Linked DNA regions of Homo sapiens: regions 2 and 3 are each linked to region 1. Evidence: read pairs that join two places in POLR2A ChIA-PET (ENCODE). Cell type or tissue: A673. All regions are shown on one strand. Region 1 overlaps CECR2 (CECR2 histone acetyl-lysine reader). Region 2 has its middle 28 kb from the start of CECR2. Region 3 overlaps BCL2L13 (BCL2 like 13).

What was found. Peaks named below come from ENCODE experiments on the same cell type or tissue, not always from the same donor. Only the 100,000 strongest peaks of a DNase experiment are listed, where the experiment ranks them.
Region 2: POLR2A ChIA-PET joins it to region 1 with 10 read pairs; 2 of 35 experiments call an interaction of 5 or more read pairs at or near these places.
Region 3: POLR2A ChIA-PET joins it to region 1 with 14 read pairs; 2 of 35 experiments call an interaction of 5 or more read pairs at or near these places.

The regions. Positions count from the first base shown.
Region 1 is chr22:17,432,742-17,440,741 of GRCh38, forward strand. All of the region lies in intron 1 of CECR2 (CECR2 histone acetyl-lysine reader), which reads left to right. Among named protein-coding and RNA genes, the nearest start is that of CECR2, 67 kb to the left of the region's middle. RefSeq lists a silencer at 129-329 and an enhancer at 2,825-3,385. In A673, no CTCF peak of the experiment used is centred here; a DNase peak (open chromatin) is centred at 4,080; H3K27ac peaks cover 1,288 bases.
Region 2 is chr22:17,337,720-17,345,719 of GRCh38, forward strand. No RefSeq gene overlaps it. Among named protein-coding and RNA genes, the nearest start is that of CECR2, 28 kb to the right of the region's middle. RefSeq lists an enhancer at 654-823 and a silencer at 3,411-3,655. In A673, no CTCF peak of the experiment used is centred here; no DNase peak of the experiment used is centred here.
Region 3 is chr22:17,694,385-17,702,384 of GRCh38, forward strand. It overlaps BCL2L13 (BCL2 like 13), which reads left to right. Exons shown (of 7, transcript NM_015367.4): 5 at 1,757-1,826; 6 at 7,859-8,000. Among named protein-coding and RNA genes, the nearest start is that of BCL2L13, 60 kb to the left of the region's middle. In A673, no CTCF peak of the experiment used is centred here; no DNase peak of the experiment used is centred here; H3K27ac peaks cover 1,590 bases.

The sequences.
Region 1 (8,000 bases):
CCTCCTACCTCAGCCTCCTGAGTACCTAGGACTGTAGGCGCCACCATGCCCTGCTAATTTTTATTTTTGTATAGGCAGGGTCTCACTGTGATCCTCCCACCTCACCCTGTGATTACAGGTGTGAGCCAGCTCACCCAGCTCTATCTGTCTGAGTGTGGCTTTAACAGAGACTTGTTCATGTCAGTATTGATGACAGTCAGATGCTTTATTGTTACCCATAAATATAACACATTCTGTATGGTGTTTTTCCTGGTACATTTCTAAGCATGCACTCTTATCACCGAGCTACATCCCCACCTCGTGTGTTACATTTCTGGTTGCCTAAGTACTGCACTGATTTTTGGGTGGAATCCTTTATCGCTTATATCGTTGGCAAACTGGAGAGTTAATTCTTTGAACTGATACGAACAATATCACTTTCTGGTTAAAGTCAGTATGTGTGTGAAGGCCTCATATTGCTGTATTTAAAAAATCTTTAGAAACACTTTTCACATGTAGTCTGTCTCAATAATAGTGTGTAGATTTTAAAGGAATGCTGTTAATATAATACCCAGTTTGGGGAAAGTTTATGTGTAGAACTGATAAAGGTATTTTAAAGGTTGTCAGTAACACATGTCAACTCAAACCATGTGTTGATTTGCTCAAAGAAGTTAAAATTAACATTTTAGAGTTACATTCTCCCCTGTCATCACATTGTTTTTGTCTTCCTTATTGTTGTTCTTTAAACAGACTCTGGCTCTGTTGCCCAGGCTGGAGTACAGTGCCTCGATCACTGCTCACTGCAGCCTTGACCTCCTGGGCTCAAGTAGTCCTCCCACCTCAGCCTCCCAAGTAGGTGGGACTACAGGTGCGCACTGCCATGCCCGGCTAATTTTTGTGTTCTTTGTAGAGACAGGGTTTTTCTGTGTTCCCCAGGGGTGGTCTTGAACTTTGGAACTCAAGCGATCCACCCACCTCGCCCTCCCAAAGTACTGGAATTACAGGCATGAGTCACTGTACGTGGCCTCCTATCTTCACAGTGTTACTGTGAATATCCAAATACAGTTGAATGCATTATCAAGGAGGAGCTATTGCTGAAAATTGGTTCTTTTAGGGGGAGGTGATGAAGAAAGCTTAGCTATTATGATGGTTTTTGCAATACACAACCTGTTTCTGTCATACTAAAATTTCATGGTTTGGGGACAATGGGGAGCGAATCTAAAAAGATTCCTTAAAAGGGCGGTAATGAAAAATAGGTTAAGAAATAGTTCCCTGGGCATAAAACAGTTGCTAGAATATAACTAAGGTCACTAGAGATCATTTAGTCAGACCTTTTCCCCCAGTGTTTTAAAGTAAGGCACAGAGTGAAATAACGTATTTCACTTACTTACTCTGTGTCAGGCCACTTTTTCTGTCCATGAGGGTAAAAAAAAATGAAGAGGCCTTTTGCTTCTCTTGGGAGAATGAACAGTTAAAGCATGGTGTGACTATTGTTCTGTCAAGGTGAGTGGGAACACAGAGGAAAGGCCACTCACGTTAAGTCAGCTTGAACGAAGGCGAGGAAGGATCCAGGAGAGGTCATGCTCTGAGTCCAGACCCATCCTTCTAGGCAGCTGTAGTGGAATTTAGTTGTTTTCCAAACTTGAGTGTTTGAGAACCTTGGATTGTTTAATTTGAAATGCAGCTTCTGAGGCCGGATTCTGGAGACTCTGATGCAGGCAGTGCAAGAATCTTGCTTTAGGATTCACCGCTTTACATGGTGGCAGTACAGTAGGCCTTCTTCACGGGCAACTTAAGTTAGTAGTCTAACTTTTCTTTTTGGACACTAACCCTTTAGGCTGCTGCCTTAATCACTTTCCGAGCAGTCTAGAAATAAGTTCACCCCCACCATGGATTAGAACCCCCCACTCTTTTTATGCCCGCACCCCCCCTGCTGCTCCCCGTAGCTAAGCTGTCACTCCTGTCTTGTTTTATGTTCTGTTTGTGTGTATTTTCTTGAGCACTTTCTTTTGTGGTCATTTTGGGTGTGGGATACCTTTACCTACTGCTGTTCAGAATAAAGGCAGTGAGTCTCATCTTTTTACCTAGTCAGAGAGTATTTTGTTGAATCCTGGGTGTTACAGTGAAAGGATAGTGTCAAGTCAAGGGGGACTTGAGAGCAGCCAGCATTATCTGGCACTGATGGAAAGAAAGGAAGGAACACACATGGGGTATTGTTGAAGTACGAGCTAACCTGCTCCTCATTGATGTAGGGCTAATGTCGAAACTCAGAAGCCTGCAGGGCCAGACAGGTAACTTAATGGAGGGGATGGGGCCGGATGTGCAGTTAATGAGTTGGAGGATCCATGTCCAGTCTAAGAGGCAGCCCCCTGTTAGTGCCAGCTGAGTCATGAAGAACTGTGAATCAGTCAGACTTGATTTTTCAAGCAAAGGGAGATACCCAGATTTTTGTGTAAGCTCCTCCAAAGTTTTTTCTTTCTTTCTTTCTTTTTTTTTAATGTTGGACAACCAGTGAAAAGCAAAACAAAACTACAGACCAAAACAAACGTTGCTGCCTGCTACCAGTTTGCAATTTCTTATGCATTCCATGAAACTGACTAGTTGACAGTCTTTTCAGATTGACAGTCCATGAACAGGAATTTGCTAATATTTCTAAGACTCAGACCTTGGCAGAAAGATCGGAAAGCAAGGTAGAATTTGGAGACCGGGTTTTATAATTGTAAGATCTCACTTTTGTGAATTGCTGATTAGAATTCACAAAAGTTAGATCCATGGTGCAGTGCCTCTTCTCTCATCTCTAAGTTTAGGAAGCCCTCAGCACCTTTTGAACTGTGTAACCTGACAAGAAAGATGTCTGGGGAATTAGCAAGTTCTATTTTTGTTTGGTCCAGTGAAAATTCTGGACAGGCCACAAACACATTCTAGGGAGTCTAGAATAGACTCCCTTGAGCTCTTTTAATTCTTAAAAAAAAAAAAAAAAAAAAAAAAAACAGGAGCAGGACCATCCAACTTAATCCAGTGAAACGGTGATTTTTTCTCATAGTCATCCCATCCCTTATACAGTGTCTCTCTGGCCAAATTAATTAATACATCAGATGTTCTGAAACACACTGTACTAAATTAGATTTGGGGTCATAGCTATGAATTATCAGTCATCCTCCAAGGGTGCTGGGCAAAGCAAAGGTAAATTTTTTGAAACTTTAGTTTCTTTCTTTTCTTTTCTTTACCTTCTTTCTTTCCCTTCCTCCCTCCCTCCCTCTGTCTGTCTCGCTCTGTCACCCAGGCTGGAGTGCAGTGGCACCATCTCAGCTCACTGCAACCTCCGCCTCCTGAGTTCAAGAGATTCTCCTGCCTCAGCCTCCTGGGTGGCTGGGACTACAGGTGCGTGTCACCACGCTCAGTTAATTTTTTATATTTTTAGTAGAGACGGGGTTTCACGGTGTTAGCCAGGATGGTCTTGATCTCCTGATCTCGTGATCTGCCCGCCTCGGCTTCCCAAAGTGCTGGGATTGCAGGTGTGAGCCACTGCACCCGGCCTTTAGTTTCTTGATGTACCATTTGCTGTTAGCTTAAATTATGCCAACTACAGCCCAAGCTTAATTCAACATTTAAATAAAGTTCTATGCACAATAATACAACACAGCACTTCTATTATAGCAACAACATTAGCTGTCTCTAGTTCCTAAAATAAGAAACTGGAGTGACGGAAGAAAGACTTGGGTTGCTTGTTCCCACCTTTGACTTGTAAACTTCCTTAATGGTCTTTCATCAGATGCTTAAGCTGCCAGAGTATCCCTTATGAATTAACCAGCTACTCTGTGGGAAACTGCTTTTGTACTACTTCCAATTCTGACAACCTTTTTCTCAAGTTGAGCTGCCTCTGTTCCTACTTCTGAAATGCCTGTGCAATGCTGACTGAGTTTGTCACCAGTAAGTTCTCCCCAGACAGGGAAGTCCTGCGGGACCAGTATCAGTCCTCAGTCAGGAAGAGGTTGTATAAATAGCGGGTGCTCACACTCTAGAAAAAGGGGCGGAGGAGAAGGTAAGTGTTGAGCCCCAGATGTGAACTCCTATTTTTGTTTCAGGGTAATTAATGTTTCCTTAAGTGAGCTAAGCCTTGGGCTCTTGCGCCTCTGGCTTTCAGGCCTGAATCAGCAATCTTTAGGCAGGAACTGGGGGTGGGGAAAAGGATTTTGTATTTCATGTCATCCCCAAATGAATGAAGTAATATGAGAGCAGCACTTTCTGAAGCTTGGCCTTGAGGCTGGAGAATGGGTTGTGGAAGGTGAAAACTTTCCTTTTAAAATCCTAGTGACTTGGGGAGAACTGGCCTCTGACAAGTCTCTTGCTGCAGTCTGATGACTGCAGCTCTCAGAGATGCTGTTGGGTTGTCTGGTGTTTGTTTCTAGTTCTCTGCTCGAGTGTTAGTGCCATTAGATGGTCTTGCCCCTGTCTGCGGTTCTGCCTTCCATGTCTTCCCCTTCCCCCTTGGCCTCCTAAATTAGATACATTCCCCCTCTGCTCCCAGACGTCTCCATCTCCTCATCCCCTGACAGAGCAATCATTTATCAAGTTGTTTCACGCGTTGTCGGGAGGGGGGCCCTGGGGACTCAGTTTGTTTCGTCCCTTTGTTGAAGCTCCACAGGATCGGCCAGCTTAGTCTCCAGCCAACTGCTGAGAGTTGCTGGACTCCAGGAGCAAATGTTAAAGGGGCCGCCTTTCATCTACTTGCTGTGACTTCAACCTTTCTATTTAAATTCCAGCTTATTGGAACTCACATACGTACACTTCCTCGACATGTTTTTGATCATATGATATTTCTTTTTCATTATGTACCTCCCCATCCATACCATCACTGAGGACCTGAAATAGATTTTTCATAGTATATTACTGTAGACATACTTTGTAAGTAGGAGTTCCTGCTTTTTTATGACTTCTTTTTATGTATGCTTTGACTTATCAAGGTGTCACACTGTTGACCATAGAAATTTCTAAATAGTATAGGGATTAAAAAAAATTTTAAAGTTTGTCAGACTTTAAAATGCAAGGTGAGCATCACTGCTTCTTAGCAGGAGTGATGAAGGTTTTCCATAGTGTCTACAAAGATAAAAGGAAAAATTTCCTTCGACTTCAAGGATGTATAGTGTGAATGTTAACCAATGTTGACCATGAATTTGAAAGATGGATGTTACTCACTGTAACTTAATAGTTTAAAAGGACAAAGTTTCTTTTGTGGAGTAATAGAAATGAGACTTTAATGTTAATGAAAATTTTTTTCTGTGATCTAGGAATATTTCCTCCCAGTATTTTATTATGAAAACTTCCAAATGAACAGAAAAGTTGAAAGAATTGTACATTATATTTGGGGTTTTAAAAATGCATTTCTTTAGCAAGCTGAATATTACATGCAGTAGTATCATAATGCATTGTAAAGTTATGCTTGGAAGCAAAGTAACAACAAAAATGCCCCAGATGACATGCGTTACAAACAGAACATTTCAAAAATGAGTCCCTTTCAACCTGAACAGGGCTTATCTTGTGTTTATTGTAGACAAGCTGAGCCCAGAACCTAAAGTTGTATAGTATTGAGAAGTTTAGTGGGGAAAATGTTTTCCTTTCTCATCACATGTTTTGGGTTGAAAATATTTAATCACTTTGATGAGACTTGTCGACTGACAAGTAGTTTATAATGAGAGTAAATTGTCCTTAGTACCGTGATTTGGTTCCTGTATATGGAGTCTCTTAAAACAACTTACTCAATTTAACATCAAAATGAGCCCAAAATGTTTTCCCATAAGGCAAGCTTGTCCAACCCACCTGCCCGCAGGCCGCCTGCAGCCCAGGACGGCTTTGAATGAGGCCAACACAAATTCGTAAACTTTCTTAAAACATTATGAGATTTTTTTTTTTTGCAATTTTTTTTAAAGCTCATCAGGTATCATTAGTGTTAGCATATTTTATGTGTGGCCCAAAACAATTCTTCTTCAAGTGTGGGCCAGGGAAGCCAAAAGATTGAACAACCCTGTCATAAGGTATGTCATTATTGGGATGATTTCCAGCTGAAAAACTTCAGTGTGTTATTTCTTATTGATTTTTCACAGTGAAACTTAATAAAATTGTAATCGCTAAGAAAAAAAAGTTGTTTTCTTTTTTTCTTATATTAATACTGTTTGGCTGGACATGGTGGCTCATGCATGGAATTCCACACTTTGGGGGAGGTCAAGTTGGGAGGATCACTTGAGGCCAGGACTTAGAGACCAGCCTGGGCAACAGAGTGAGACCTCATCTCTACACATTTTTTTTAAAGTATGTATATATAAAAGCAAGAAGACCTAGCATTAATTCTGAAAATTAATGTGTACTACTTGCTAGATATTTTTTCTAGCAGTGAATAAGACACATAAAAATCCTTTTGGAACATGAATTCTATGGGAGAAGAAACACTCCCTTTTTTTTTTTTTTGGATGTTCCGTATAGCTAGTATTGGCAATTTTTTTTCTGTAAAGGGTCAGATATTAAATATTTTAGGCTCTGAGTGCCAGATAATTTCTGTTCCAGTTACCAAATTTACTACAAAAATGAATGGGCAAGGAAGGCTGTGTTTCAGTAAAGCTTTATTTATACTAATGGGTGGTAGACCATAGCTTACTAACCTCCTGTTCTAAGGCATAAAAAAACATGGACAAGCAACAGATTTAAGAAAAAAGTATTTGCAAAGCAGATGACAGACGGTTAATATTATAATATACAAACAGCCCAGTGGAACAATGGACAAAGGATATGAGTAGGTTTCAAGTCACAAAAGAATAAATCTTAATGACAAAAAAAAATATCTGAAAAGATCTGACTGGCAAAAATTATTAAGTAATATCTGTATTGGAAAGGAAAAGGAATACTCATACTTTACTAACAAAAAAATTAGACTGATCAGCCTTTTTGAAAAACAATCTGGTAGTACCTATTAAAATTTAAAATACATAAATATATGTACTCTCATTGCTCCAGTAATGCCAGTCCTGGAATTTTAATCAATGGGTACAAAACAACTGCCGTGCAATGGACAAGGAATGTCATTGCAGCGTGGTTCTGTGTGGCCTAAAATGGAGAACAGAGTGAAAGCCCGTCATTAGCGGGGTGGCTGAATAGGATGTTACCTGCGTACCGTGGAGTATTAGCCCACCTTTTAATAGAATGAAATGGACCTACACTATACCACTTGACTTGGAGAGATTTGCACAAGATAGAAAATGTGCAGGCAAGCATGGGTAGTATCAGTCTATTAGAAAAGGCCTACGCCCATACATTGATGCATGTGTCTGCATGTATGTATATATGAATATGATTACATTGAAAAAAAAAACAAAAAAAGTATACTTGTTTGTATATGAGGGGAGTTACTGAAGTAGGGAGTAAAAAAAGGAAAGAAAATTGTATACAAACAACCCCCAGAATGAATAGTATGATTGTTTTTTGAATTTATATAAAACTGTGTGTGTGTGTGTTGTGGGGGGTATCTGTATTTATTCACATCATTTTTTAAAAGGAAAAACTAAAATAGTCATTAGTCATTCAGGCTCCATCAGCTTAAAGATTTGTCAGAGGGCTTCCTAGCTCCCACTCGATGTTGTAAAATAGGCTCACCTTTATTACATTCCCAATTACTTGGCCTCTTTTTTGCCTTGTTGATTGAAAAATGGAACTCTTTCTCTGTCTGTTATGGCATAAAAACTTTATGGAAAAGACAAAGTGCCTCAGAGAAATGACTCTCTGTAGGTCTCACTAGTAACTAAGGAACTAAAATTTGAGTGGAATTCAGGTCTGTCCTTACACTTATTATGATATCCCACACTGTCTATTCCCTGTCTCTTGAAGTGAAGCTGGGACTTTTATTGATTTATTGATCTGATATCTGACTTGAAGTAATGAGAGGGAAGGTTGTATAGCATTATATAGCAAAGTGATGTAAGAAAACAAGAAAAACTTGATTTCAAGTCTCCGAACAGATTTATTAGAAACAGAAA
Region 2 (8,000 bases), 95 kb before region 1:
ACCACTGAGGGCTCAGAAGGCAGGAGGAGAGAGGGATGGGATGTTTCCTGCTCTGCTGTGTTCCTGGTATTTAGCTCTGGCACTGACTACATTTCTCCATGACTCTCGCACTGGCAGGGCAGTCCCTTCTCCTATCTCTCTCTAGGGTGCCATTCACACTGTCCGCACCCGTGCCCCTTCAGGCCTGGCGGTGACAGTGGCTCCGTGTCTTTTCTGGTTCCTGAGTGCCTCAACATCCCACATCGGTTCCTTTAACCTTGCTCCCCCGCTGTAAAAAGTCCTTCGTTTCCTTCTCCTCTGAATTCCATCGGAGTGTGCCTCTGTATCTTGCTGGACCGTGACTAATAAAATTACAGCATAGTTGTTCGCTTACTTCTGTCTCCCTTCCTGGAGTATAAGTTTCCTGAAGGTAACAAACATTGCCTTTTTTCTTGTTTGTTTTTTGCAGCTTATAGCATCATAGCATAATTTTTGACCCAGGAGTATTTGTTGAAGAATGAATACATGTAAATTAATAAATGTAATAAACCAACAAGGTATTTCTTTTAGCCAGGTGTGGTGACATGCACCTGTAGTCCCAGCTACTCAGGAGGCTGAGGAGGAAGGATTGCTTGAGCCTGTGAGTTCAAGACCAGCCTGAGCAGCATAGCGGGATCTGATCTCAGAAAAAACAAAAAGATATTTCTCTTCAGTATGCTTTCATAGTTTAGATTTTTATTTTAAGTATTCTATATTCTATTGGGAATCAGTAATACATCTTCCTTTCACCTCTAGCCAATAGCAACCCAGATCACCTTCCTGAAGCAAACACGCCAGCAATGTTATTTTAACAAAATCCATCCATATAAAACCAATGTTTGTCTTCCTCGGATCTTTACATTTGGATATTACTAATTTAATACACCTTTTAATTTCTAAAGAGACTAGAGGAAATCATATGAGTTCCTTGATTAAGTTAAATTTGAAACTTTCAAAATATATTACAAGCTCAGAGAATTTTAAAGTACACTAGAAAATCTTATTAAAAAATAAAAAATGAGTTGGGCACTGTGGCACACACCTGTAGCCCCAGCTACTCAGCAGGCTGACATGAGAGGAACTCTTGAGGGGAGGAGTTCAAGTCTGCAGTGAGCTATGATCACTCCTGTGAATAGCCACTGCTGTCCAACCTGGGCGACATAGAGAGACCCTGTGTCTAAAAACAAAAACTAAATTAACATAGTCTCTAAAAGGTTTTTTGCAGGAGTCCTCGGGAGTGTGGCGTATGGAAGAGCTTCAGTAGTCTTCACTCCTACTGCTGGGGAATCCCATTCTGTCTCCTGGAGGCAAGGGAACCTGGGTCAGAACCTGATCTGTGCACTTTCTCTGGTCTAAAACTTAAGAGGTGTTTTTGACTAATTTCCTCTCCTGCAGCCTGTATGGCCAAGCCAGGTTCCTGATGCTATCTTTGCAGCTTCTCATCACCCATTGCTCTGACTTCCCACTGGTGCAAAGCTAATCTTTGCCCTCGTTACCTCATTCCTGGCTTTTGCAAGTATCCTAAAATAGCTTCACTGCTTTCAATATGTCTCTCTTAAGTCCTTCCTGGCCCTAGGCAACCTACCCGAGCTGTTTCCCAATCTTCTCTAACAAACATTCTCCACTGAAGATAGCCTTGTTTAGTCCACCCCACAAGCACGCCTGCCCAATCCTGTCTCTGCCTGTCCCTTTGTTGATGTTGTTCCCCATATCTGAAATGCCTTTCCGCCTCCTCTCCTGGCTATCCGGACCTCACCTCTAGTTTAAGTTCAGCTCAGATTTCACCTTCACCATGAGCTTTCCTCCAGCAACTCTAAGCCACGGTCATTGCTCCCTTTCGGTATCCCATAGCACTTACTTATAGAATCAAAGAGCTGAGAGGAATCTCAGTAGGCAATAAAATCAAAACATTGATTTTACCAAATGAGATTAAGCGATCTCTCCAAGGTTACCTTGTTCGGGTAGCAAGTGATAAGCAGGAACCAAGCCTCCCAGCTCCTGGTCCAGTGTTCTGTCACAGACATTATGCCATCTCTCCTCCACTTGCCTTTACATTTCACAGGAATTTGCTTGTATTATTTACATTCATTCCATGGAACAAAGTTGTATCTCCCTATACAATAGATTGAAAGCCTCTCTTGAGATTAAAAACCATGCCTTTTACTTCTTTAATATTCTCACAGCAAATATTACACACTCAAAAAATCTTTGTTGTATTAATTTTTTAAAAAATTTTGGAGGCCGGGCACAGTGGTTCACATCTGTAGTCCCAGCACTTTGGGAGTCTGAGGTGGGAGGGTTGCTTGAGCCCAGGAGTTCAAACCCACCCTGGGCAACATAGTGAGATCCCATCTCTAAAATAAATAAATAAATAAACAAAATTAGCTAGGTGTGATGGCACACACCTCTAGTCCCAGCTACTCAGGAGGTAGAAGTGGGAGAATCACTTGAGCCCAAGAGGTTACGGCTTCAGTGAGCTGTGATTGTGCCACTGCACTCCAGCCTGGGCAACAGAGTGAGAGGTTGTCTCAAAAAAAAAAAAAAAAAAAAAAAAAAAGGCCGGGCCTGGTGGCTCACGCCTGTGATCCCAGCACTTTGGGAGGCTGAGGCGGGTGGATCATGAGGTCAGGAGTTCGAGACCAGCCTGACCAACATAGTGAAACCCCGTCTCTACTAAAAATACAAAAATTAGCTGGGCATGGTGGCACGCACCTGTAATCCCAGCTACTCAGGAGGCTGAGGCAGGAGAATCGCTTGAACCTGGGAGGCGGAGGTTGCAGTGAGCTGAGATTGCACCACTGCACTCCAGCCTGGGCTACAGAGCTAGACTCCGTCTCAAAAAAAAAAAAAAAAAGAAAGAAAAAAAGAACAAAAAAGAAAAAAATAAATGAATAAAAATTTTAAAAAATATGTTGAGGCTGGGCACAGCGGCTCATCCTGCATGTGGGAAGATTACTTGAGGCCAGGAGTTCAAAACCAAGCAACATGGTGAGACCTCACCTCTACAAAAGAATGTTAAGACCGGGTGCAGTGGCTCATACCTATAATCCCAGGTCTCTGAGAGGCTGGGAGTCAGGAGGATCTCTTGAGCCCAGGAGTTCAAGACCAGCCTGGGCAACATGGCAAAACCCCATTTCTACATACCAAAAAAATACAAAAATTAGTTTCAGCTACTTAGGGGGCTGAGGTGGGAGAATCACTTGAGCCCAGGAGGTGGAGGCTGCAGTAAGCGGTGTTCATGCCACTGTACTCCAGCCTGGTCAACAAAGTGAGACCTGATTTTTTTTTTTTTTATGGAGTTTTGTTCTTGTCACCCAGGCTGGAGTGCAATGGCACAATCTTGGCTCACTGCAACCTCTGCCTCCCGGATTCAAGCGATTCTTCTGCCTCAGCCCCTGAGTAGCTGGGATTAAAGGTGCCCACCACCAAGCCCGGCTAATTTTTGTGTTTTTAATGGAGACAGGGTTTCACCTGTTGGCCAGCCTGGTCTTGAACACCTGACCTCAGGTGATCTGCCCGCCTCAGCCTCCCAAAGTGCTGGGATTTCAGGCATGAGTCACTGCACCTGGCTGAGAGACCCAGTCTGAAAGAAAGAAAGAAAGAAAGAAAGAAAGAAAGAAAGAAAGAAAGAAAGAAAGAAAGAAAGAAAGAAAGGAAGGAAGGAAGGAAGGAAGGAAGGAAGGAAGGAAGGAAGGAAGGAAGGATTTTAAAAATTATCCACGTGTGGTGATGACCGCCAGTAGTCCCAGCTAATTGGGAGGCTGAAACACAAGGATCCCTTAAGCTCAGGAATTAGAAGCTACAGTAAGCCACTGCACTCCACCCTGGACAATGTGACAGAGCAAGGCCCTATCTCTAAAATAAGTTTAATTTAATATTTAATTTAATTTGAAAATTAAAAAGTGTTGAGTCTTTTGACAGTTCTACAGTCTTGCACATGCTGAGCACATGGTAAATACTTCAGAAATGCTAGTTGCTTGATTAGCTGAGTGAAAGACAAACATACAGATGTTCCTTTCTGCATTCAGCTAAAGGCTATCATGCATCAGGCACCATTTAGGTGCGAGAAGTGCACAGATTATTACATGAGATTGCGCTCTGGTAGGAGGTGACACACAAAGTTTTAGGGAAGGTGAATATGCACACAGCACTGCCATGCAATAAAATAACTCTTCCAGAGGAGTACTGGGAGGGTGGCCCAAAGAGGTCTCCTTTGAGATGAATCTTTTTTTTTTTTTTGAGGTGGAGTCTTGCTCTGTCGCCAGGCTGGAGTTCAGTGGCTGGATCTCGGCTCACTGCAAACTTCGCCTCCTGGGTTCAAGCAATTCCCCTGCCTCAGCCTCCCCAGTAGCTGGGACTACAGGTGCGTGCCACCATGCCCAGCTAATTTTTTGTATTTTTACTAGAGACGGGGTTTCACCATGTTGGCCAGGATGGTCTCGATCTCCTGACCTCGTGATCCACCCACCTCAGCCTCCCAAAGTGCTGGGATTACAGGCGTGAGCCACCGGGCCCAGCCTGAGATGCATCTTGAAGGACAAGTACAATTTCCTCAAGTATGTGTAGGAAAAGAACTTCCGGAATCAGGGTCAGCAGACACACGGAGGTGGGAAAGTGTGTATTGTTCAGAGGAGAGTAGGGGCCTGGCCTATGTTTGTGTTGGAGAAGTTGAGGTGGAGGCAGGTAGGTGGGATCGAGTGCAGAGAATCTTGCATGCAGAGCTAAGGAGTTTGGAACTTATCCTGTAAGCAATGCAGAGACAGGAAATGTTTTCAAGCAGAGAAGTGACAGGATCAGATACTTGGAAACAGTGTGCAGGGTGGCCTGGAAAGAAGAGCCTGCAGGCAAGGACACCAGTCAGGACACAATTCCAGGCTTCCACCGAGGGAGGACAAGCAGCAGGCAGGGGCCAGGAGGGGCGGAGCAGAGACCATGGAGTGTAGATTTTTGTCTTCCAAATATAAAAGTTATACATGAGAGACATGTATAACGACGTACAACAGTGTTAATAGTAAGTACAACAATGTTAATGGTAACATATGTACGTAATGGTATTACATGCAGTTTTTCTTGTTTTGAATTTTTTATGTTTTTTTTTTTTTTTTTTTAGTTGTTGAGACAGGGTCTCCCTCTCTGTCTCTCAGGCTGGGGTGCAGTGGCTCAATCACAGCTCACTGCAATCTCAACTTCTTAGGCTCAAGTGATCCTCCTGCCTCAGCCTCCCGAGTCTCTAGGACCACAGGTGTTTGCCACTACACCCAGCTAATTTTTGTATGTTATGTAGTGATGGGGTTTCGCCATTTTGCCCAGGCTGGTCTCAAATTCCTGGCCTCATGTGATGCTCCCACATCGGCCTCCCAAAGTGCTGGGATTACAGGGATGAACCACTGTACCCGCTATGGCCTTAAAATCCGTTTTTTTTTTTTTTGAGACGGAGTCTCACTCTGTCACCACATAGGCTGGAGTGCTGTGGCACAATCTTGGCTCACAGCAAACTCTGCCGCCCAGGTTCAAATGATTCTCCTGCCGCAGCCTCCCTAGTAGCTGGGATTACAGGTGCTTAATTATTGTACTTTTAGTAGAGATGGGGTTTCACCGTCTTGGCCAGGCTGGTCTTGAACTCCTGATCTTGTGATCCACCCGCCTTGGCCTCCCAAAGTGCTGGGATTACAGGCGTGAGCCACCACGCCCGGCATTTTTTTTTTTTTTTTGAGACAGAGTCTAGCTCTGTTGCCCAGGCTGGAGTGCAGTGTTGAGATCTCAGCTCACTACAACTTCCACCTCCCAGGTTCAAGTGATTCTTCTGCCTCAGCCTCCCAAGTAGCTGGGATTACAGGTGCATTCAACCATGCCTAGCTAATTTTTGTATTTTTAGTAGAGACAGAGTTTCACCATGTTGGCCAGGCTGGTCTCAAACTCCTGACCTCAAGTGATCCACCCACCTTGGTCTCCCAAAGCGTTGAGATTCCAGGCGTGAGCCACCATGCCTGGCCATGGCCTTAAAATTATTTTGTAGAGGTGAGGTCTCCCTGTGATACCTGGTTTTGACCTCCTGGCCTCAAGCAATTCTCCCACCTTGGCCCTTGGCCTCCCCAAGTGCTGGGTATTACAGGCATGAGCCATTGTGCCCAGCCTCAACAATTTTTTTTATTCATTTCTTTTTTTATTTTTATTTTTCTTACTTCCTTTTTTTTTTTTTTTTGAGACAGCGCCTCACTTCACTGCCCAGGCTGGAGTGCAGTGGTGCAACTGCAGCTCACTGGAGCTTCGACCTCTTGGGCTCAAGCAATTTTCCCACCTTCACCTCCTGAGTAGCTGGGACTACAGGTGCACACCACCACACCTAGCTAATTTTTATTTTATTTTATTTTTTCAGACAGAGTCTCACTCTGTCACCAGGGCTGGAGTGCAGAGGTGCAATCTTGGGTCACTGCAACCACTGCCTTCTGGGTTCAAGCGATTTTTCCACATCAATCCCCTAAGTATGTGGGACTGCAGGCTCGCGCCACCACGCCTATCTAATTTTTGTATTTTTTGTAGAGACAGGGTTTCACCATGTTGGCCAGGGTGGTCTCAAACTCCTGGGCTCAAGCAGTGCACCCCCTCAGCCTCTCAAAGTGTTGGATTTACAGGCATGAACCCCTGAGCCCGGCTACTTTTTCTTTATGTGATGTGGATTTTTCTGTAGTTTTGTTTTACACATTGAGCATGTATTATATATTATTCTACTATATTATTCATTATATGACATACATTACTATGATTAGTAAAAGTGAATACTATTTTTAAAATAACACGTGGTCATTATGAGAGACTTCAGAAATACAGAAATGTATGAACAAGAAAAATTTTGAAATCACCCATAAAAATGCTCATGTCATTACATTAAGGGGAAAAGGATACAAAATTATATATATAATTTCATTTTCATTAAAAAATATTTATGTGGCCGGGCTGCGGTGGCTCAAGCCTGTAATCCCAGCACTTTGGGAGGCTGAGGCGGGCAGATTGCCTGAGGTCAGGAGTTCGAGACCAGCCTGGCTAACATGGTGAAACCCCATCTCTACTAAAAATACAAAAATTAGTCCAGGCGCGGTGGCTCACACCTGTAATCCTAACACTTTGGGAGGCCGAAGCAGGTGGGTCACCTGAGGTCAGGAGTTCGAGACCAGCCTGACTAACATGGAGAAACCCAGTCTCTACTAAAAATACGATATTAGCTGGGCGTAGTGGCGCATGCCTGTAATCCCAGCTACTCAGAAGGCTGAGGCAGGAGAATCGCTTGAACCCAGGAGGCGGAGGTGAGCTGAGATGGCGCCATTGCACTCCAGCCTGGGTAACAAGAGTGAAACTCCGTCTCAAAAAAGAAAAAAAATTCAAAAATTAGCCGGGCATAGTGGCACACACTTGTAGTCCTAGCTACTCAGGAGGCTGAGACAGGAGAATTGCTTCAACCTAGGAGGTGGAGGTTGCAGTAGCAGAGATCACGCCCCACTGCACCCTAGCATGGGTGACAGAGCAAGACTCCATCTCTAAAAAAAAAATTTATGTAAGGCAGGGCACGTTGGCTCACGCCTGTAATCCCAGCACTTCGGGAGGCCGAGGTGGGTGGATCACCTGAGGTCAGGAGTTCCAGACCAGCCTGACCAACATAGTGAAATGCCATCTCTACTAAAATTACAAAACTTAGCCGGGCATAGTGGCATGTGCCTGTAATCCCAGCTACTCACGAGGCAGAGACAGGAGAATCGCTTGAACCCAGGAGGTGGAGGTTGCAATGAGTCAAGATCGCGCCACTGCACTCCAGCCTGGGGGACAGAGCAAGACTCCGTCTCAAACAAACAAACAAACAAAATATATATATATCCTGACCCCAAGTGATCCACCCACCTTGGCCGCCCAAAGTGCTGGGATTACAGGCGTGAGCCACTGTGCCCAGCTGGCAATTTTGTTTTCTACAATACTGTGTTTTAGTTTATTTC
Region 3 (8,000 bases), 260 kb after region 1:
GACTCCAGCTAGGGGTGGTGGGACAGGCCTGTAATCCCAGCTAGCACTGAGGCTGAGGTAGGAGGCATCAGTTGGGCCCAAGGAGTTTGAGACCATCCTGGGCAACATAGGTGACTCCATTTAAAAAAAAAAATTTTTTTTTAATTTTTAGTCTTGCACTGTCTTGCACTGTCACCAGTGCAAATATTTCAACATGTATTCAGTACAAAAAATTATTGAGCTATTTTAGATTGTTTTTTCTTCCTCATTGAAATCTAGTGTGTATATTATACTTTCAGCACACTGGCTACGTTTCTAATGCTCATTAGCTACATGTGACATCGAGACATTGTCATGGCATGTGTCAGAATCTTAACATCCAACAGGCCAACAACTGTGGTGAGGTGCCATTGATTATCAGATGAAACCTGATTTCAAAATGTTAAAATGCAGGTGGTGGGGAAAATGTGTGTCCCTGAATCTACAACCGTCTTCCCTGATTCTGTTTTCAGTCTGTGGTCAGAGAGATCTGAGTTCAAATCCCAGCCACACCACTTCCCAGCTGTAGGATGTATTAATTGAGGTAGGCTGAGATTTGCTGCAATCCCTCAATCTCAGTGACTTCACGAGAGAAAAGTTCCTTTGGCGTCATGCAAATCTGCTACAGGTGTGGCCACGTAGCAATGCGAGGAACCACTTGGAACTTATGGTTCCAGGACCTCAACACAGCCTCGTCTACCACCATCAGGGCAAGAAAGAGAAAGAGACTGGATAATTACAGAAAGTCTCTTCCTGCTTCAGCCAGGAAGTGGCACCCATCACTTCCACCCACATTTCATTGGCTGGGCTAACCACATGGCCCTGCTTAACTGCAAGGGGCTGGAAAATATACTTTCCTGGATACTCAGGAAGAAGGAAAGACCAAAATATTCATGCCAATAGTTAAATCTAGCATGGTAACGTTCAGCCTTCCCTGAGCCTTCGTTTCTTGTAAACTCCCAACACTGGAGTTCAGTGGTGCGATCTCGGCTCACTGCAATCTCCGCCTCCCTGGTTCAAGCGATTCCCCTGCCTTAGCCTCCCGAGTTGCTGGGACTACAGGCACACACCATCATGCCTGGCTAATTTTTTGTATTTTAGTAGAGACGGGGTTTCACCATGTTGGCCAGGATAGTCTTGATCTCCTGACTTCGTGATCCACCTGCCTCGGCCTCTCAAAGTGCTGGGATTACAGGCATGAGCCACCATGCCCAGCCAAAAAAAATTTTTTTAATTAAAAATTTAAAAAGTGGACTCAATTTATTGCGATATTTATTTCAACTCTTGTCTCCTCAATATGAAAAGTCTTCCAGTGACATGTCTCTTTAGTTTTAAAATATTTTAGATTTTTTACCTTTAAAAAAAGTTAAAATTCTGGTTTTCATTGTGCTAATGAGATCATTTTTGTTATTATTTTATCCTGTATTAATAATTCAGGTATTTCTTTGCAGCATAAAAATCCTATCCTGTAAGTTCCAAGCAGTTACAAAAAAATTACTAGAATATACATTTATCTTGCTATGTTATTAACTATTTCCCAGGCATGCATCACAGCTTATAGAATGCTTGAAAAAAGTGCATACTAGTGTGAAAAGCCACGTCTTGTACAAAACAGTATGTTGAATAATCTTTGTCAGTTTAGCAAAAAGTTCAACAGAGTAGTGACTGTATATGTATTCATCTGGAAATACAGAATTTTCCTTCTTTGTGACACAGACTTTTAAAAAAATCTCTACAGGCCAGTGACATATCAGGCATTTCGGGAATGTACACTGGAGACCACAGTTCATGCCAGCGGCTGGAATAAGGTATCATCACAATGATCTTTTCTCTTAAAAGATTTTAGTGTGTTAATGATAAGACGTAGGAGGAATTGCTAGCATCATCAGCAGAAAACTGTTAGAGCTCATTCTTTAATGCACAAATCTATGTTAAGGGGATATTTTTGGTTAAACTGGTTTTTCGATTAATGCTGCAAGGTCCTGCTTGGCTCAAAATTATGTGTCCTATAGTATGGCCCCTTCCTTTCTGTCCCAATTTTCCCATCATTTCTTCATTTCTCTGTGTTAGACATAACATTTATCTCCAGATGGTTATATATTTATTAACATGTGAGTGTGTCTTGGGGAAAAAGAATACAGACTTTACTTGGGAGGTAGCCTCTTCCTGTTCTCTTAGATGAATAATACCATTTATGTTTTATAACTTACACAGTGTCTCGTGTCACATACCATTTGAGCATCCCAACCATCCTTTGCAGAAGACAGAATGGATTTTATTAGGTCTTCTTTATTACTTAGCTAGTTAGGTAGGTAATCAGAAAGAAAAGTTAAATGACTTGCCTAGAATCCCTTGACCAGTCAATATTGGAACCAACACTAGAGCTAAGATCTGATTCTAGCGTCTGTTTTTTCCACTGTACATGTTGCTTATCTATTATCTTAGACTGTATTATTTACTTAGCACCTTGAGAAGGCAGGGTATAGGGGGATGCAGTATAGGGTGGCTTAGTGCAGTGTGAGAAAGAAGGGCAGCCCTGAGGGATACAGTGCTAGAGATGAGAAAATTCAGGACAGTTACTTTTATAGACACCTACCTCTATTTGGAATTGTTTGTCATGAGTCAGACATGTGACCTTATGTACCTAATTGATGTATATTAGGTACATAACCAAACTTGTTTCAGATTTTAGCTTTGCCATGGACTGGATATATGTCTGTGGGCAGGTTCTCTTTAAAAAAAAAAAAAAATTTCGGCCGGGTGCAGTGGCTCATGCCTGTAATCCCATCACTTTGGGAGGCCGAGGTGGGCGGATCACCTGAGGTTGAGAGTTTGCAACCAGCCTGACCAACGTGGAGAATCGCCGTCTCTACTAAAAATACAAAATTAGCTGGGCATGGTGGCGCATGCCTGTAGTCTCAGCTACTCAGGAGGCTGAGGCAGGAGAATTGCTTAAACCCGGGAGTTGGAGGTTGTGGTGAGCCAAGATTGCGCCATTGCATTCCAGCCTAGGCAACAAAAGTGAAACTCCGTCTCAAAAAAAAATAAAATTTCAACTTTTATTTTAGATTCGGGGGACATGTATGTGCAGGTTTGTTATAGGAAGCTCTCTGAGTCTTAGTTTTCTCATTTGTGAAATGGGAAACAATAATACTAGTCTCATAAGTTTTATTAGAATTAAATGAGATAATACATGTTCAGTACTTATTAAGCATATTATCAGGCACCATAGTAAAGCTCAGTAAACAGCAGCTATTATATTAGCTTTAACACATGGGACCTTATTCTCAAATAGTCACTATTAACAGAGTATTAGTATGTTACCTATCGGTACATAATTTGTTAAGATATCTATTTGCCTCGTTTGTTTTTTTGGAATAAGAGAAAATATTCTCTCTGATATAGACATTTGAAATAGACTTATTTTATTTATTTATTTATTTTGAGACAGAGTCTAACTCTGTCGCCCAGGCCAGAGTGCAGTGGCTTGATCTTGGCTCACTGCAACCTCCGCCTCCCAGGTTCAAGCGATTCTCCCAAATAGCTGGAATTATAGGCACCTGCCACCTTGCCCAGCTAATTTTTGTATTCTTAGTAGAGATGGGGTTTCACTGTGTTGGCCAGGCTGGTCTCCAACCCTGACCTCATGATCCGCTGCTCACCTCAATCTCCCAAATTGCTGGGATTACAAGTGTGAGCCACTGTGCCTGGCCTTTTTTTTTTTCAAGTTGGAGTCTCGCTTTGTTGTCCAGGCCTGGAGTGCATTGGTGCAATCTCGGCTCACTCACTGCAGCCTTTCCCTTCCGGGTTCAAGCAATTCTCCTGCCTCAACCTCCCAAGTAGCTGGGCTTGCAGGTGCCCACCACTATGCCCAGCTAATTTTTGTACTTTTAGTAGAGACAGGGTCTTGCCATGTTGGCCAGGCTGGTCTCAAACTCCTGACCTCAGGTGATCTGCCTCTGTTGGCCTCCCAAAGTGATGGGATTACAGGCATGAGCCACCCTACCTGGCCTGAAATAGATTTTATAAAGGGCTGGATGCAGTACAGTAGCTCACACCTGTAATCCCAGCACTTTAGAAGGCCAAGGCGGGAGGATCACTTACGCCCAGGAGTTTGAGACCAGGCTGGGCAACATAGCAAGACCCTGTCTCTTAAAAAAAAAAAAAAAAAAAAAGCCATACATGGTGGTGTGCACCTGTATTCTGAGCCGAGCTATTTGGGAGGCTGAGGTGAGAGGATGGCTTGAGCCTGGGAGGTGGAGGTTGCAGTGAGCCGAGATCATGCCACTGTATTCCAGCCTGGGCAACAGAGCCAGACTGTCTCAGAAAAAAAAGAAAAGAAAGCCCATACCTATTAGTAGTCACTCCACCTGTTAGTAGTTACTCCCCATTTTCTTTCCTGCTCCTCCCAGCCCCCGACAACAATGACTACTTTCTGTCTTAATGAATTTGTCTTTTCTGGACATTTCAAATAAATGGAGTAATATAATATGTGATTGAAGTCTCTTTTAATATGTAGACTTATCCTCCCTCTTTTTTCCTCTCTTTAATTCAGTTACAAGTTATTTTTCCTGTAAAATGTTCTCATTTCTGGGTTTTATTGACTATATCACTGAGATGTCACTTAACATGTTCTTCTGTGTCTGTATTTCCTTCCTGATCAGATTCAGGTTCAATCTTTTTGGCAAGAATACCTAATGAGTGGTTTTATCTATTTCCTATTGCATCACACTGGGTGACATATAATATCTGGTTGTCTCTTACATTGTATTTTGAAGCACACAAATCAAAGACAAACCTAATCAATGAATTCAGTACAGATAAAATTTGTAGAATATGATTTTTATTAGGACTGTTAAGTCACAGAAGGGTTAAATAGATTGGTAGAGCAAAATATGTCACTGTTATCATAAATATTCATTGTAATGAAAGGGACTCTCAGAACTATAAATTAGTACGCTTCATTTCTACACCAAGCAAGCTCATATATTATTTAATAAAAGGATAATGTCCCTAAATTTAAGTAGGTCTAACCTGTTAAACAAAGAGACCACATAGTGTACGAAGAGATGTCAGGAGATTAAATAAGTGTGTGGATAAAGGTAAGCCAGTGGAGGTAATCTGTTTTGATGGTCAAAAATACTTTAGCATTTCATTGCAAAAACAATTGAAGAAAAAAAATTATATATGATGTGGGGATTACTGTTATCCAGTAAGGAAATGACTTTTGAGAAAGAATCAAAGATAAAACTATTTGCTGACTTTTTAGACCTAGACATGTGAATCGTGGGTTCTTCTAGGAGTGGATGCCTGGGGATCTAGTTTTGTTTTAACATTTAAAAAAAGTAATGTGGGAGATGAGAGTCCAAAAAAAATCAGTTGTGCAGATTATGTAAAATTCTTGTGGATAGTAAAATGTCAAGTTGATGGAGGTCAGTTGTAGAATTAACTCATGGAGCTTTGTGTGTAGGATTATGTGTAAATCCTCTTAGGATTTAGCTGCTTAAAGACAATCTAAACGGTACAGTGGCCTTGGACGTCATCATACAGGTCCCTGAAGATAGCATGCCAAATAGGTAAGCCTGGTATATGGTAGTCATTTAATAACTGTATGAGGAATGAAGGGAAAAAAACGAATCATCTGACATAGCATGTACCACCAAGAAGCGTATTACCAACCGCATAGAAAATGTCCGTCCTGAAAAATGACATTTCTGCTCTGTGGTTACTGCGTTTCAAGAAAGATACTGGAATAGGGAAGATCCAGAAAAGGGAACTTAAGTGATCAAATGGATCACTTTGCATTGCAATGGAGCAATGGCCATATGAAAAACAGAATAAGAGAATAGTGGATTTCAGACTGGAAGTCTAGTGAATGAGGCTTTTCACTCCTCTTCCAGGAGTGAAAGAGAATTGCAGATTTATCACTAGATTCTTACATAGTAAAACTAGGGTGTCTGCTTTTCGATATATGAAAGAGTTAAATTTGGAACAAATAAAACTAAGTGGTATTTTATATAACAAGCATAAAATATTTACAACTCATTTCCCCAAGAGGTAATAGAGCTTAAACATGAATAACTTTAAAATGTTACATTATTGTGGATTATTATGGGAAATTAGAATGTTTTGAAGTCCAGAACATCCCGGGCCTTTAAGTTGATACACAGGTTAGCACCACTGGTTCATAAGCCACTCCTTACCTGCTTCTACCCGAGGCAAAATATAAACAGTTTTTTGTTTGTTTGTTTAATAGTGTAAGTTTTCTTATTGAGGAAATGCCTAATGGATTCTTCTTTATAGCCCTATACTACTCCATCATTGTTAAGAAGGAGTTTTCAATATATTTTGGGCTGGAGTGCCTTTAGAATGTCAAGAAGTAAAGATATTATGTGTTCATTGCATGCTTCCTTTCAGATTTTGATAGAGATTCCCCCAGGGCTGCTTTCTCTTCGTTTCTTTAGAAGCCAAGGAATATTAGTTTGAAATATAAACTCATTGTTTTTTGTTTGTCCTCCTGCAGAAGTATTTTGTCGTCCCTCAGTTATTTCCTTGGCAGTCTACTAACAAGCAAATGGAATTGGTTTCATTTCCTTTTGCATTCCTTTTGCAGGCATATGGACCTCTTGATGTTTTAAACAAAAGAGATTGCATGCAGATGGCTACCTGAATACTTAGTTTTTTTCAATATGCATTTTTTTTTAAGGGAAGACAGGGACTCTAGTTAGTTTCTGTTGTAATTTTTGACGACTTTTAAGTATTGAGCCACATGGTTATTAGGTATAGATTGTAATGGCATCTTTTATGTTTGACTTTTGATGAGTTTTACAAGATAGCTCTTAGTTTTTAAAAGTTCTTATTTTCAAATAATAAAAGCACATGGTACAAAATGCAAAAAAGTACAGAAAGATATGCTTTGAAAAATAAAAGTTTTCTCTCATCCTTGTTGCCAGTCACCTAGTTCCCTTCCTTTTAGGCAACCACTATTACCAATTTCTTGCGTATTTTTCTGGAGACCCTGTAGGATTATATAGACATATATATATGTGTATATGTTTTTATTACACAAATGGTACTGTATGTATTCTTCTATAACTTGCCTTTTTTCACTTAAAGTAAATTGTGGTGATTGGGTAGTAAGCAATTTAACAACTATATATTTTACTGGATGACAATAATTTATTTAACTAGTCCCTGTTGGGTTGTTTTTCTAGTTTTCTGCTGTTATAAATAATGCTTCAGGCTGGGCGTGGTGGCACACGCCTATAATCCCAGCACTTTGGGAGACTGAGGTGGGCAGATCACTTGAGGCCAGGAGTTTGAGACCAGCCTGGCCAACATGGTGAAACCCCGTCTCTACTAAAAATACAAAAATTAGCCAGGCGTCATGGCGTACACTTGTAATCCCAGCTACTCAGGAGGCTGAGCAGAGAATCGCTTGAACCTGGGAGGCGGAGGCTGCAGTGAGCCAAGACTGTGCCACTGCCTGGATGAAAGAGCGAGACTCCATCTCAAAAAAAAAAAAAAAAAAGGAAAAAGAAATTAATTAATTAATAATGCATCAGTGAATTTCCTTCTATATATGTTATTTCTGTCACACACATACATGCACACACATGCCTAATTATTTTCAATAACTATTTCTACCTGCCTATTGTATAAAACCTACATGCAGTATTCAGAAAAATCCTAATAGAAGTTACTGTTTTATTTCCTTTATATAATGAAAATAAAAATACCTTAATGATGCATTTAAATATAATTTTCTAGTAGTTGAACATATAAAACACATTATAAGAATTTCAGTGTGGTTTTTTATTCTCTCATCTTTGCATTGAAGATTTTGGTGCCTCTGGTTTTGCTACGACAAATGCTTTTGGAATTGACAAGACGTGGTCAAGAACCTTTGAGCGCACTGCTGCAGTTTGGCGTGACATACCTGGAGGACTATTCGGCAGAGTACATCATTCAGCAAGGTGGCT